Linked DNA regions of Homo sapiens: region 2 is linked to region 1. A link is an interaction called in ENCODE POLR2A ChIA-PET data of the cell type or tissue named here. Cell type or tissue: GM12878. All regions are shown on one strand. Links, peaks and the distances in the headings refer to the core of each region. The heading gives the core; the rest is flanking DNA.

The links. Peaks named below come from ENCODE experiments on the same cell type or tissue, not always from the same donor. Only the 100,000 strongest peaks of a DNase experiment are listed, where the experiment ranks them.
Region 2: POLR2A ChIA-PET joins it to region 1 with 5 read pairs; 1 of 35 experiments calls an interaction of 5 or more read pairs at or near these places.

The regions. Positions count from the first base shown.
Region 1 is chr21:36,251,845-36,259,888 of GRCh38, forward strand. It overlaps DOP1B (DOP1 leucine zipper like protein B), which reads left to right. Exons shown (of 37, transcript NM_001320714.2): 23 at 1,928-2,065. It overlaps LOC124905072 (small nucleolar RNA U13), which reads right to left and starts at 6,687; the gene lies at 6,582-6,687. RefSeq lists enhancers at 2,207-2,306, 4,077-4,126. In GM12878, for the core only: no CTCF peak of the experiment used is centred there; DNase peaks (open chromatin) are centred at 3,303 and 4,037; H3K4me3 peaks cover 686 bases; H3K27ac peaks cover 1,744 bases.
Region 2 is chr21:38,245,564-38,252,524 of GRCh38, forward strand. LOC105372801 (a long non-coding RNA gene) reads right to left here. Exons shown (of 3, transcript XR_937708.3): 3 at 6,628-6,961. It also overlaps a transcript of KCNJ15 not described here. Among named protein-coding and RNA genes, the nearest start is that of KCNJ15, 7.9 kb to the right of the region's middle. In GM12878, for the core only: no CTCF peak of the experiment used is centred there; a DNase peak (open chromatin) is centred at 3,882.

The sequences.
Region 1 (8,044 bases), core at 1,933-5,932:
AGTACTTGTGTTTAATCTTTTTAAATCTAAAATACATATAAGAGTATATATAACATGAACATTTTTAAAGAATAAAAATGGCACAGTGGCTCACACCTATAATCTCAACACTTTGGGAGGCCAAGACGGGCAGATCGCTTGAGTCTAGGAGTTTGAGACCAGCCTGGGCAATATGGCAAAAAATTAGCCGGGCGTGGTGTTGTGCACCTATAGTCCCAGCTACTCAAGAGGCTAAGGTGGGAGGATCACTTGAGCCTGGGAGGTGGAGGGTGCAGTGAGCCATGATTGTGCCACTGCATTCCAGCCTGGGCGACAAAGCAAGTCCCTATCTAAAAAAAAAAAACTTTACCTAAGAACATGCCACCCATTTGGCTTAAGAAATGGTCACTTATCCTAGCACTGTGGGCCTTTTTTTATTTGTAGTACCATCTTATTGCTTTTTTAATGTGTAGAAATCACACTTGTTAGCTGGGCATGGTGGTATGCGCCTATAGTCCTAGTTACTTGGGAGGCTGAGATGGAAGGATCACTTGAAGCCAGGAATATGAAGCTGCAGTGAGCTACGATTGTGCCACTGCACTCTAGCCTAGACAACAGAGTGACACTTCATGTAAAAAAAAAAAAAAAAAAGGAAATTACATTTGTCCATGATAATAAAGAAAATTGAAATCACCAATCATATTTCTATGCCCAAAGATAATTTCTTTTTTTTTTTTTCTATTGAGACAGAGCGATCTCAGCTCACTGCAACCTCTGCCTCCTGAGTTTAAGCAATTCTCCTGCCTCAGCCTCCTGAGCAGCTGGGATTACAGGTGCATGCCACCACACTCAGCTAATTTTTGTAATTTTAGTAAAGACGGTTTCACCATGTTGGCCAGGCTGGTCTCAAACTCCTGACCTCGTGATCCGCCTGCCTCGGCCTCCCAAGGTGCTGGGATTACAGGCGTGAGCCCAAAGATAATATCAGTTTGTATTTTGCCCGTTCTTTATCCACTTGACTGGTCCATGATGAAGTCCTGCAGGGGTCGGCTTACCTTTTTCAACCTCAATCCTCTTCCTTTGTTCCCTCCCACCCCTGCTCCATCCCCTGCTCGGGATCTGCTGCTGCACCTCCTTGACACTCCCCCAGTGCTCAGCCTTTGTGGCAGACATGGGCGCCTGTTCTCTGAGGAAGAGTCAGTGGTCAGTGTCCAAGGCCACCCTCCTGAGCGCCTGTCGGCTCCTTCCCTGGTGAGGAACCTGGTGCTAGTTGTTTTTCTTCCAAATGCCCATGACCAGGGTATGCAGACTTCTGTCATCAAAAATATGCCTCCCATACCAGGGCTTTCCTTCCAAGGCTAGCAAATGGGAGCCTGGTTTATCTGTTTTTACTTCCTGTCTTCGTATTTTTGATTCCATCTCTTGTTTCCTTCAAATTTAGTATATTTGTTTCTAAAATGCTTTCTACTAAATTCAAACATACCACTATTACAGCCCCATCATGGCCTGCACCTTTTATTCCTAATTTGTATCAAATTATGTTGTTCCCCTGGGTGGAGCCTTTACCTAGTTCAATAGGAAATGTTTGTTTAAGAGATTAAAACAGGCCGGGCGCGGTGGCGGCTCATGCCTGTAATCCCAGCACTTTGGAAGACCGAGGCGGGCAGATCACCTGAGGTCGGGAGTTTGAGACCAGCCTAGCCAACATGGCGAAACCTCATCTCTACTAAAAATACAAAACTTAGCTGGGCGTGGTGGTGGCCAAGATCGCACCACTGCACTCCAGCCTGGGTGACAGAGTGAGACCGTGTTTCAAAAAAAAAAAAAAAGAGATGAAAACAGATTGATTTCTCCAGGGACGACTACTGTAGAATACAATAAGGATGTGTCATCCTTATTTTTACTTTCTCTCTATAAGCTTTCAAGGAACTTTTTTTTTTCTTGGCAGATTATCCCAACGGCAAGTGCATCCCAGCTAACCCTTGTCGACTTGGTGTGTGCACTCAGCACCCTGCAGACTGACACGCTGCTGCACCTGGTGAAGGAGGTGGTGAAGAGGCCACCCCAAGTCAAAGGGGGTGATGAGGTGAGGAGCCTGGGGAAGCCTCTGGGCTTCTGCAGATTAGTGGGTGGCATTTGTCATAACTCTACTTCCTTATAAATCGTGTTTGGGAGGGAAGGATAGGTAACAAGAGCTAGTGGGAATGCTTGGGGTAGTGAAGTGGAGGTGCTGTTTGCTGTGCTTTGGGGGAGACCTATGAAGATCTGGTGCTTCTTTTTTAAGTTGGGAACTGCCTGAGGTCAGGGGCTCTCATTCCTTGTACCCTGCTGCTGAGGACACTGCCTGGTACATGGGTTAGCGCCTTCTGGGCACCAAGTGGAATAAAATCTTTAGAAAGAGGAAATGGCACCTGCCTCAAGGAGCTCGCAGCCATAAAGATGCCAAAGATAAACAAAACCAGACTCTAGTGAAAGATGGTAAAGACAGATGTGATTCAATAACCACTGCGGTAAGGGAAAGTGTTGGGTTCAGTTTAGATTTGTGTGGAGATGACTGGGAAAGGATGAGGGAGGAGGGAGGGGGAAGGAGCAGGAAGTTTAAGGAGAGTTGGAGAAGTAGAAAATTACAAAAGAGCAGGTGGGGAGGCTGCTCAGTCCATAGATGTGATTAGGCCATCTGGGTTTGCTAACTGGGGCTTATCCAAATGAGGCTCCTACCCTCCCACAGAGGCTGGGAGATCGAGACTCTGTCTTTCTTGATGATTCTGTTTCAAAGGGATGGCTCCCAGGTCCTTGAGAAACACATTCCTAGGTTGTGGGAGACACATACACATCTCAAAGGGACAGAGAAAGTATTTATCATTGTAAACTTAAAAGAAAATGCTCTAAGAAAGGGAGGTCAGGGGTCTCGCAGGAACAAACAGTAAATTATTTGGCAACCTTGAGCTTTCTCGGACAAGTGTTTGAAGAGGACTGGTGTCCCCATCCTAGGGATCCATGCTAGTGTTGTTTGGGGCTGTGGGGGTGGACAGAATCATTTGTCAAGCAGAGGGCTCAGAGGAGCCTAGCTAGAATCAGCTCAAGGAGAGAGTCTTTGTCAAGGGCAAATTAAAATTTGTGTAACTTTTTTTTTTTTTTTTTTTTGAGACACAGTTTCACTCTGTCACCCAGGCTGGAGTGCAGTGGTGCGATCTCAGCTCATTGCAACCTCCACCTCCTGGGCTCAAGTGATTCTTGTGCCTCAGCCTCCTGGGTAGCTGGGAGTACAGGTGCATGCTATCACTCCTGGCTAACTTTTGGTTTTGTTTTGTTTTGTTTAGTTTTTTCGAGATGAAGTCTCACTTTGTCGCCCAGGCTGGAGTACAGTGGTGCAATCTCAGCCCACTGCAACCCCGCCCCTGGGGTTCAAGTGATTCTTGTGTCTCAGCTTCCTGAGTAGCTGGGATTACAGGTGCGCACCACCAAGCCCGGCTAATTTTTGTATTTTTTTTTTTCTTTTAGTAGAGACGGGATTTTGCTATGTTGGCCAGACTGGTCTTGAACTCCACTTGCCTTGGCCTCCCGAAGTCCTGGGATTACAGGCGTGAGCCACCGTGCCCGGCCAAAATTTGCATAATTTTTTTTAAAACTTTTTTTTTTTTAAGACAGGATCTCACTGTCACCCAGGCTGCAGTGCAGTGGCACAATCACAGCTCACCATAGCCTCGACCTCCCCAGGCTCAAATGATCTTCCCAAATAGCTGAGACCACACATGCACACCACCACACCTGGCTAATTTTTATATTTTTTGTAGTGACGGGGTTTGCCACATTGCCCAGGCTGGTCTGGAACTCCTAGGCTCAAGCAATCCTCCTGCCTCGGCCTCCCAAAGTGCTGGGATTACGGGCGAGAGCCACCATGCCTGGCTGCATAATTTTTTATAAAGGTAGAAAATAAATGTCAGAGAACATAACTAATGATAGACACTCTGAGAAAGAGGAGATTTCATCTGGCTGCTGTGAAACAGAAACCTTCAGGGTGATGTCATTGAACCGAGAAGTTCCTTGTAATTTTTCTGCTCAATTTCATTACAGCAGCCTGGAGGGCCCATGTTGTCTAGAGAGCTTCTTCAATTATACACGGTGGATTTAAAACAGGGCAAGCTGTGTGGTTTAATATTTGCATTCCCTTAGAGTCTTCTATTTCTGTTTTTACCAAAGCAGTCTTCATCATTGAAAGCAGCAGAGCTGTTTTGCTCTTAATTAACTAATTTAATAAAAACCAGGGATTTATTTCAATCTTGAAATAATTGCCTTCTGTCGAACAGTTTAAAATCATACAGTTAGCAAAAATTTAAGAATAATCTAAATGAAAATTAGGGGGGCCGGGCATGGTGGCTCATGCCTGTAGTCCTAGCACTTTAGTCCAGGAGTTCGAGACCAGCCTGGGCAATGTAGGGAGACATCATCTCTACAGTAAATTTAAAAATTAGCTGGGTGTGGTAGTGCACACCTGTAGTCCCAGCCACTTGGGAGGCTGAGACAGGAGGATCAGTTGAGCACAGGAGTTCGAGGTTGCAGTGAGCTATGATTGAGCCACTGCACTCCAGCCTGGGTGACAGAGTGAGACCCTGTCCAAAAAAAAGAAAATTCGTGCAATGGAAAAAGTGATTATTAAAAAATATAGCTATACTTGAACAGGTGTTTGTGTACCGATGTTCATAGCAGCATTATTCACAGCAGCCAAAAGGTGGACGCAATCCCTGTGTGTCTCAGTGGGTGTGCGGATAACAAAGTGAGATCTGTGCGTGCAGCGCGTTAGTACTCAGCCTCGAGAGGAATGAAATTCTGACACGTGCTACACAACATGGATGTCAGATCCTCAACATGGATGAACCTTGAAGACATTAAGTTGAATGAAATAAGCCAGTCACAAGAGGACTAACACAGTTCTATATCTGGAAAAAAAAAAACAACTGTGTCCTCACTCAACAACATAACAATCAACACAGAAGACTTCTCTTACCCCAAATATGCGGGGAGTTCTCCCCACCAGCAAGCAAGCAATTGATTCCGCAGTGGACACCAGTTGGGTGTCCTCCAATTCAATTCCTACTCTATCTGCTTGGAGATAGTGTCAGATCCCACAGGGTGAGGGCTCAGTCCCCAAGAGCACCCTTCACTTCAGACACCAGTCACAAGTCTGGGCCTCTGGAACTTCTGACTGACTAGCTTCAAGTTGGGATTCCCACGAACCCCCTCTTTGGGTTCAGTTAATTTGTCAGAGCAGCTCCCAGAACTCCAGAAACACGTTTACTGGTTTATTATAAAGGCTACTACTGAGGATACAAATGAAGGGATGCGTAGGGCAAGGTATGGGGGAAGAGGTGCAGAGCTCCTGTGCCCTCCGTGGGCACAGAACCTTCATGTGCTCTGCTCTCTGGAAGCTCACCAAACCCAGTCCTCTTGGGCCTTTTATGGAAACTTCATTGGATGGGTATGACTAAAGCATGGACAACCGTGTCGAAGTGTGATTGGACAAAAAGAGTGTGATCTAATACTTAATACAGTGACTGGGGAAACCTAGCAGGGCCTGCCTGTTCAGATTCTTCTTGGCCTGTCTGCACAGCACTGCTTCCTCCAGGGTGTGGGACAGGACCCTCTCCAGAATGAGGGTCTTATGAACCGTAGTCAGATTAGAGTCCTGCCTTGGGGCAGGTCAAAGGAGGGCAGGAGTTATGAACCAAGAACTGCAGACAAACACGTAAAAACATAGGTTGATACGTAGATAGATGATAGATAGATAGATAGATAGATAGATAGATAGATAGATAGATAGAAGTAGTTAGGTAAATAGATAGATGTAGGTAGGTAGGTAGATGTAGGTAGGTAGGTAGAGAGATGGATGTAGGTAGGTAGGTAGGTAGATAGATGTAGGTAGGTAGGTAGATGTAGGTAGGTAGGTAGAGAGATGTAGGTAGGTAGGTAGGTAGATGTAGGGTAGGTATGTAGATAGATGTAGGTAGGTAGGTAGATGTAGATAGGTAGGTAGGTAGAGAGATAGATGTAGGTAGATGTAGTTAGGTAGGTAGGTAGATGTAGGTAGGTAGATAGATGTAGGTACGTAGGTAGATAGGGAGATAGATGTAGGTAGATGTAGGTAGGTAGGTAGATGTAGGTAGGTAGGTAGATGTAGGTAGGTAGGTAGATAGGTAGAGAGATAGATGTAGTTAGATGTAGGTAGGTAGATAGATGTAGGTAGGTAGGTAGATGTAGGTAGATAGATAGATAGATGTAGGTAGGTAGATAGATATTATGATTTTAGAGTGTTAAAGGGTGGCTCACTCCTGTAATCCCAGCACTTTGGGAAGCCGAAGCAGGGGGATTGCTTGAGCCCAGAAGTTTAAGACCAGCCTGGGCAACAAAGTAAAACCTTGACTCTAAAAAGAAAAAAAAAATTAGCCAGGCATGGTATGCACCTGTAGCCTCAGCTACTTGGGAGGCTGAGGTGGGAGAATCACTTGAGCCAGGGAAGTTGAAGCTGCATTGAGTCAAGATCACGCCACTGCACTCCAGTACAGAGCAAGACCCTGTCTGAAAACAAAAGAAAGACTTTTTTTTTTTTTCACATCAGACAATGTGCCGACCATTGTAACAAAGTTTGAGGGTGGCACATATCACGCATGTGCGTGAACACCCAATCATCACACTAATGAACTGCAGATGAATCGGAAGACTTTTTTTTCAGCCATTTTTTTCAGCCTCACATATGACACGGGGCAGCCCCCTATAGAAATGTCCAGGCCCCGAGGGCCTGGCCGTTGGGCGTCACCCAGTCAGTTATCCTCCAGCTCCTGGTCTCTTCCTTCGTTCCAGTGTTAATCGACAATGCTCTATGTGCACTGAGTGGTGTCGTGGAGGCTAAATAGTGGAAAAAGCAATTCCTGCCCTCAGTCCTCCTATATTCTAGGTTGGCAAAGAAGAGAGAAGAGAAGAGAAGCCATCCTAAAAAATAACAGCACTGCGAGGCCAGGTTATGGAGCGAGCTCAGTCAGTGCTTAAGGCTTCGAATGTAAAAGGACCCGGATGACTTCCACAGTATTTCTTGGGGATCTGGCCCAGGTCTCCCAATCTTCCAAGAACGTATGGTCATCCTGTTGCCTTTCACTGTTTTTTTTTTTTTTTTTTTTTGAGACGAAGTCTTGCTCTGTCGCCCAGGCTGGCGCAATCTCGGCTCACTGCAAGCTCCACCTCCCAGGTTCATGCCATTCTCCTGCCTCAGCCTCCCTAGTAGCTGGGACTACAGTCGCCCGCCACCACGCCCGGCTAATTTTTTGTATTTTTAGTAGAGACAGGGTTTCACCGTGTTAGCTAGGATGGTCTCGATCTCCTGACCACGTGATCCACCCGCCTCGGCTTCCCAAAGTGCTGGGATTACAGGCGTGAGCCACTGCGCCCGGGCTTTTTTTTTTTTTTCTTTTTTTTTGAGATGGAGTCTCGCTCTGTTGCCTAGCCTAGAGTGCAGTGGCGTGATCTTGGTTCACTGCAACCTCTGCCTCCTGGGTTCAAGCAATTGTCCTGCCTCTGCCTCCTGAGTAGCTGGGATTACAGGCTTGCGCCACCATGCCCAGTTAATTTTTTTGTATTTTTAGTAGAGATGGGGTTTTGCCATGTTGGCCACGCTGGTCTTGAATGCCTGACCTCAAGTGATCCACCCGCCTTGGCTTCCCAAACTTCCGGGATTATAGGTGTGAGCCACCGTGCCTGGCCTCCTTTCATTCTTGTCCATAAATGTTAGGAGTGGGAATGGTGCTCCACAGGGCGGTCTGTGCTGCTGCAGGCTTGGTCGCCGTAGAACCAAGGGGTTCTTCGAGGTCCTGAAGACAGCTCTGCAGAGGCTATGACAGCCAGAGCGAGTGTGTTTAGGTTGTATTCCTTCACATTACTTGAATTTCTACAAATACCTGCAATTTCTAGTCTTTCCTGGGCTATAAAGGAACCGGATTTTATCTAGCTGACTGATTTTTGGCGGTTCAAATAACAAAACTACATTTTGTGGTTAGTTTAGTTAATTAATAGCTGCAAA
Region 2 (6,961 bases), core at 1,950-5,949, 2.0 Mb after region 1:
GAAAGAAAAGAAAGAAAGAAAGAGAGAGAGAGAAAGAAAGAAAGGAGGGAAGGAAGGAGAGAGGAAGGAAGGGAAGGGAAAGAGAGACAGAGAAAGGAAAGAAGAAAGAAAGAAGGAAAGGGAAGAAAGAAAGAAGGAAAGGAAAGAAAGAAAGAGAGAGAAAGAGAAAGGAAGGAAGGAGAAAGAGAATGAAAGGTGTTTACAGCTGGAAATCAAACAGAACTTTGCCTGACACATGTTCATTTTTGGCCATTTTTGCCTTTTTTGTGGTGTGAACCATTAGTTCAGCCCAGTTAACCCTGAGACCACCCACAAAGACTGAATTCAGAGGTGGCTGTCCAGTACAGTGATTCAAGGTGAGGCCTGTGAAGTGAGATCAAGATTTGAATTTCTGCTTCTCAGTTCACCAACTATTTGACCTTGGGCAAGTGACTTAATTCAAGACTTAGTTTTATCATTTATAAAGTAAGAAGAATAATACCTGTCTTACATACTCTGATTTGTTGATATGATAGTCAATATGCTATAAGAATAAATTAATAATTAAATGACACGGTAGACATAAGGCATTTAAATCTAATTCCTGATCCACAGCAAACCTTCAACAAATAGCAGCTGTTATCATCAGAGCTAAAACGAATCATGTATCTAGGCTAGGGTCTGGTTTCTTTGCTGTTTTGGATAATGGCTTAGGAATAAGAATAATGCCCACTGAAGAAGTCTTGATTTTTCTTAAAGCTCTAAGCTCACTAGAGTTTTTTGCGTGTTGCCAATTTCAATCAGATCCAGGAGTATTGGTTACTGTTGGCCTATATGATGAAGATTAACTTTTGGAAGAATCTTTCTGTGGAATGCAGGCCAAAAGAATTCTGAGGCTGCTTTTGATTTGCTTTGAGTTCGTTGCAGCTAATGTGAAGGATGCAAATATTTCTATATTCCCTACTATCTGCTTGGGGTCTTCAAGAGATGAGTTACAGTGACCTGGAGGTAACATTTTAAAAATGCTAGTTAAGATTAGTGTTAAAAACACAGACAAAGTCTGAATCTCTCCAATGCTTGATTTTAATTTTTAAAAAAGAGGAACATATTACAAAGGAAGCAGAATTTCAACATAATCTTTAGATGGTAAATTATGTTTTACATTAGTCTGCATTATTACCACAATACTTGCACCTGGCTGGTATGAGGAGTGTGTGTGTGGGTTAAAGGGAGCTGTTATTTACCTGCTTATCTATCAGACTGGTAATACCAATCTCACTCTGCAAATTTAACATCAGGGATTTACTGTTCATAATAGAATAAATGCATATTGAGAACCACACTTGAACTTAGCCCTTCTGACAGGAAACTTTCAAAGTTAGAAGTTACACTGAGCTTGAATTTTAAGAGAGAGGAAAAGTCATTTAATAAAACTAAAAAATGAAGGATGGATGGATGGATGGATGCATAGGTAGATGGATGGATGCATAAGTGGATGGATGGATGGATGGGTGAATGGATGGATGGATGGATGGATGGATGGATGGATGGATGGATGCATGGATGGATGGATGGATGGATGGATGCATGGATGGATGGATGGATGGATGCATGGATGTATAGGTATATGGATGGATGGACAGATGGATGGATGGATGCATAGGTAGATGGATGGATGGATAAATGGATTGATGGATGGATGGATGGATGGATGGATAAATGGATGTATGGCTAAATGGATAGATGGATAGATGCATAGGTGGATGGATGGATCGATGGGTAAATGGATGGATGGATAGATGCATAGGTGGATGGATGGATGGATGGATGGATGGATGAATGGATGTATGGATAAACGGATGGATAGATGGATAAATGGATGGTTGGATAGATGCATAGGTGGATGGATGTATGGATGAATGGATGTATGGATAAACGGATGGATAGATGGATAAATGGATGGTTGGATAGATGCATAGGTGGATGGATGGATGGATGGATGGATGGATGGATGGATGGATGGATGGAAAGATGCATGCATGCATAGGTAGATAAATGGATGAATGGATATGTAGGTAGATGGATGGATTGATTGAATAAAATGCTGAAGTTAATAGAATCCTCTGTTACTCTGTATGCCCATATGTTCTTCATGGCCACATGTAAGGTTAGCCTTATGATGAAAGATTGGCATCAGTATTGTCATTTTTATTTCAGCTTGTGCCTAGGTTACATGTTCTCATATGTTCCCCATAAACATTCACATGGTCCAGTGTGCAACTATGAAAGAAGCTTCCCATCACCTGTGCCTCCCAATCTCACCCCACTCACTGCAATCTGAGGAAGAAATCCAACACCAAACAAACACTAGAAAGCACCTTGCTGGCGTGGGCTTCCTGTTAACTAAACTAAAATTCCATCTCTAGGACTCAGTGAACTGACAAGTGTTATTGCTTCCAAACTTGGGCTATGTTCACTCCATCCAGGTGCATTTCTACAATTCAAGTAAACATTTTCACTGTAAACTTATTGCTAGTAAGAGCACACCACATCACAAGGAACAGCAAATAGCAGACATATCTTTGCGCCTTCACACAGCAGCACAGAAATTATATCTGGTACTTGATTCAGTGTCAGGTGGTATAAGCACTTCATCAACAAATGAAGAACAGAAGGGGTAACTGAGCAGCGACAAATATTTCGTTAAGTTCTGTAACCAAGATAAGAGATAGATTCTCACACTTGATTGCTGGGAATACACACATCCTATAAAAGCCAAGAAAGTTAGAAAGTTAACTAAGTGGCACAAACTTTATAGCTTATCAGTACAATGCAAGGCACTTCAGGAAAACTGGCATGATAAAGCTTGGTTTCCTAGGAACAAGCTAATTAAATTATATTTATTCAAGTAATCTAAACTATTTAACTATTCAAGTGGTTGGACAATAAAAGAACTAGAATAAGACTCAGAAAAGCCTAGTACCTACATTGCTCTCCCTGGGAGGTGCAGCAGCACTTTGAGGGCATGCAAATTGTTTAAGATATTTTAAGGCAGCTCAGGATCTCTGCATACATTCTAGTGAAAACAGCAGATCTTGAAGGAACTGGAGTGCACGGCTTCTGTGTCCCACAATTCAAACATGAGAGGAGATGAGAACTCCTGTATTATAAGATGGCTTTGCACATGATTGTTCCTAGAGGTGAGTTTTCAGGCAAAACAGAGGGAGCTCCCTGTCTGAGTGCAACCAGCAGGAAGAGGACCTTGATGCTGGCCACCTTTGCCCCTCACCATGGAGCTGCATTCCCTGATGTCTTCTGACAGAACACACGTGGTGCAGGACAATTCCCATGCCTTCCCTTCTCCAAACTGCATAAGGACCCTGGGAGGTAAACTGTTTTTCTCAGTTCACTAGTGCAAAACCATCTCAGATAAGTCAATCCGCTTGCCTCAGATCATTGAGTTAGTAAGTAGCAGCTCTAGAATTTGAATCTATAGCTAAGACCAAACCTACATTTCTCCCTTGCACCCCCAATGGACTTTACTCCTTGCCAGAAAGAAAGAATATAACCATTTAGTGTCCCAAGGCAAGAATTACAGCTTCGGTTCAATTTTGCTGTTGGTGTCCACACTGTAAAATGAGATTTGACTGGCAAGATAAGACATACCACTGAGCAATTTGAAAAACAAAACATAATGACTTTTGCCCAAGAGATTGCAATGATTGTTTAAATTGATAACCCAAGTACTTTTTCTGATGTGCGTACTAGGTGATATATGTTATTTACTGATTGATAAATGGTAAGGCTGCACCTTTAGAATTACTGCTGCCTACTAAGTACACACAGATTTCAGAAGGGAAGTAAGCAGAGGTGAGTTTTCAGTCATAACTCAACTATCACTCTGAGTTAGGGTGACCACAATGGCAAACCAAAGCCAGTGGAACAGAATGGATGACAGATAGGAAATATTCTCCAGCATGTGATCAGGAATAAATGCATGGAGGTGAAACAACTCCAGGAATTTTTCTTAATGAAGAAGTAAAGAAAACACAGTCACTGCATGTCTAGTCTGTATAGGTGTGGTCAAACACCAAGGAAACTAAAGACTGTATGTTTGACTTTAATTTCAGAAGCCTGACTTTGGCTCAGTCATAATTCTCTAGCTTTTATTCTTCAGGTCAGACAGTCAAGGAGAAGAAAAATAAGAAAAACCAGTACCCTATTATTAGGCATTCTTTATCATCTCTTTTTCAGCTGGAGTCTCCATCATCTCTACGTGCACATTTGATAAGCTGAAGTGCAATGATAGAATAAGATGATCTTGGACAGCTTTCTCTTTGAATTCATTTTTAGCTTAATGTATTTGTTGTGGCTTCTCTAGGAAATGTTTGCTGAATTAGCCCCTGTGCATTGCTAGGGCTGATAAGGAATAGTCAAGAGTTTGAGTTCACAACACCCTCTTTCTATACTCCTGCTAGTCCTTCAGTGTGAAGTCCCTTAGATTTTTATGACAACTGGGCTGAGATCTTTCACTTTACGTAACTTAGCCAATTCGCATTGCTCAGTTTTTCCACAATAACTAGAATATTTGGCAAAAGGGCACAATTTTGCAATGGGAAAGCTCCCAAAGTGAAAAACCTAGTTGTTTACCCAGTTCTGCTAATAATAAATACCCAAGATGAGACCTGGGACTTCTCCTAGGCCCTCTTGCATTGATGCCAGGTAGAAGGAGGGGTATTAGTGCAGAATCAGGGTTTGAATGACATTCTTCTCTGTGGATATTAGAGGGATAAACTGTATGGATTGATAGGGAGGTGGTTCAGTATGTTACAAATGAGGACGTTATAGCCTAATAATATCACTACATGCTGGAGCAAATAAAGGGCCATAAAACATGCAGTGTGTACCCAGCTAGCTCTTCCAGAGGCCAAGAACTAAACTTGGAAAAGGGTGAAAGGGGCCTGATCTATGCTCAGGAATTGAAATGTCATAGCAAGAAATATCAGTACAGAAGAGATCTGGAGGTTCACATGCTTCAGACAGTTTGATGGAACTTGGTGATGAAGGACGTGCCGGAATACAGCAGGTAGAATCAAACACCTGGCCTGTCCATTGATATTGCCAACTTGAAAGACAGATATCCCATTGGCTTGGTGATTTGTTTTTAAAGCTGAAATGTGTGATTGATCATCAGTCAAGCACCAATTGACCAATTGCTAAAATATGAAAATGGAAGGAAATGTAGAATGAATCACTACTTTTGTCTTCTCCAGTTGATCTTTGAAATTATTCAGGGTGATAATCGCATTTTCTGTAATATTCTATTTCAAATATTGTAAAGTGGGTCTTGGAGTGTTGGGTTCAAAGTCAGTCTGTTGTAGGTAAGACGTGTCTGGCCATCTGGTAGAGATAGGGTCCACGGCACACATACCTCACAGTCTGGCCTAGGAGCCTCCCTGTACAGTTGATTCAGAGTTAAACCACAATAAGACAACAATAGAAGAGGTGGGGGGTAATACAAGCCAGCATGCCACACATTGATGAATGATCCGGCGAGGCTTTCAAAGCAAGGCGGGATTACTCTGGTTGCAGTGGGCTGGAGAAGGTAACTGTACTTAGCAGATATTGCTTTTCTATTTGCCAGCCCACACTGTCAACAGTGGAAAACAGTCATTATCATATCCCTTCTTTGACGGGAATTGCCACAAAATAGTTCACTTGGTAAAAGCCTGTCTGAGGTGAACCAGGAACAAACGGTGTGTATTTAACATGTGGTGTAAGGTTGCACCAACAATAAAGGAATAAAGTTCAATTTGAATAAGGCAAGAGGAAACCGGATCACCGTTGGGTTCATGTCAGTGGTTGTTTCACAGTTTCTCAATTCTGAAGCCATGCTGCTGATAGGGACCTAGAATCACCAACTAACTCCAGTAGAAGTTTAAAGGACACTTCCATACGGAGCCCCTATAGAGAGAGGCGGGCACTTCATGCACCCAACTTTTAAGTATATACATTCCCACCTGACAAAGTTAGATTTTACAGATGCCGTGGCAAATGTGCACTCAGTGCTAACAAATTAGGATATCAGGCCTGTATTAATGCTTTCATTTTCCAATTATTTTTTATTGCATTTAACAGCTGACTTCAAAAGAGCTGAGGACACACAGAGGAATAGCGTGACCCATCATCGCAATTTGCCAGCGAGTAGGGGATTTCTTAGGATGTGGGACTTTAAGTGTTAAAAACCAGGGCAGTCAGTGGAAAATCAGGATTATTGGTCACCTTACAAAGGAATGACTTGGAGGTAACATTTTTATTAAGTAAGTTTTGCATTTTTGGATAATTTTTGAACCATCTCATTTAAGAAGAATGTGGATAAAATAGCTTCCATGTCTTCCTGAGGAGGAACGCTTTGTGTTGAGGATGGTGGGTGGTGGGAAGATGGGGAAGCCTCCAGTGGGAGGCTAGAGGTTGCTTTCAGCTCCATTTACTTCTCCCAAGGGAAAGCTAAAGGACAAGGGGAGACAGGCGATTCTATAACCAAAGCCATTTTTCTTGTGATTTCTTGCTGTCTAAACTCCATGAGGCTAAGGCTAGAGTTACATTGCTAAACTGTCCCAGAGATCAGATCACTTGGCTCTTTTAATCTTTACTTAAATAATCTTTAATTATTTGCTCTTCATTTTTCCTGGAATGTCAACAACCCTACTTTGTCTCCACCTATGGAAATCTTGTGGGCTGCACTCAATTGTTCCCACCTCTGGAAGGCTACCTTCAAACTCCCAGGTAGAGTAAATTCCCCTTCCTGTGGGCTTCTAGAATATTATGGTCCTATAACACTTATCACACAATATCATGGTTAGCTATTTGTCCATCTTTCTGCTGAACTATAATTTACTCCAGTTTAGGAACTGGAGGGTCTTTGGAACTCAGCAAAAAGAAGACATCTGATTTAGTTACTAATCAAACTAAATTGACATGA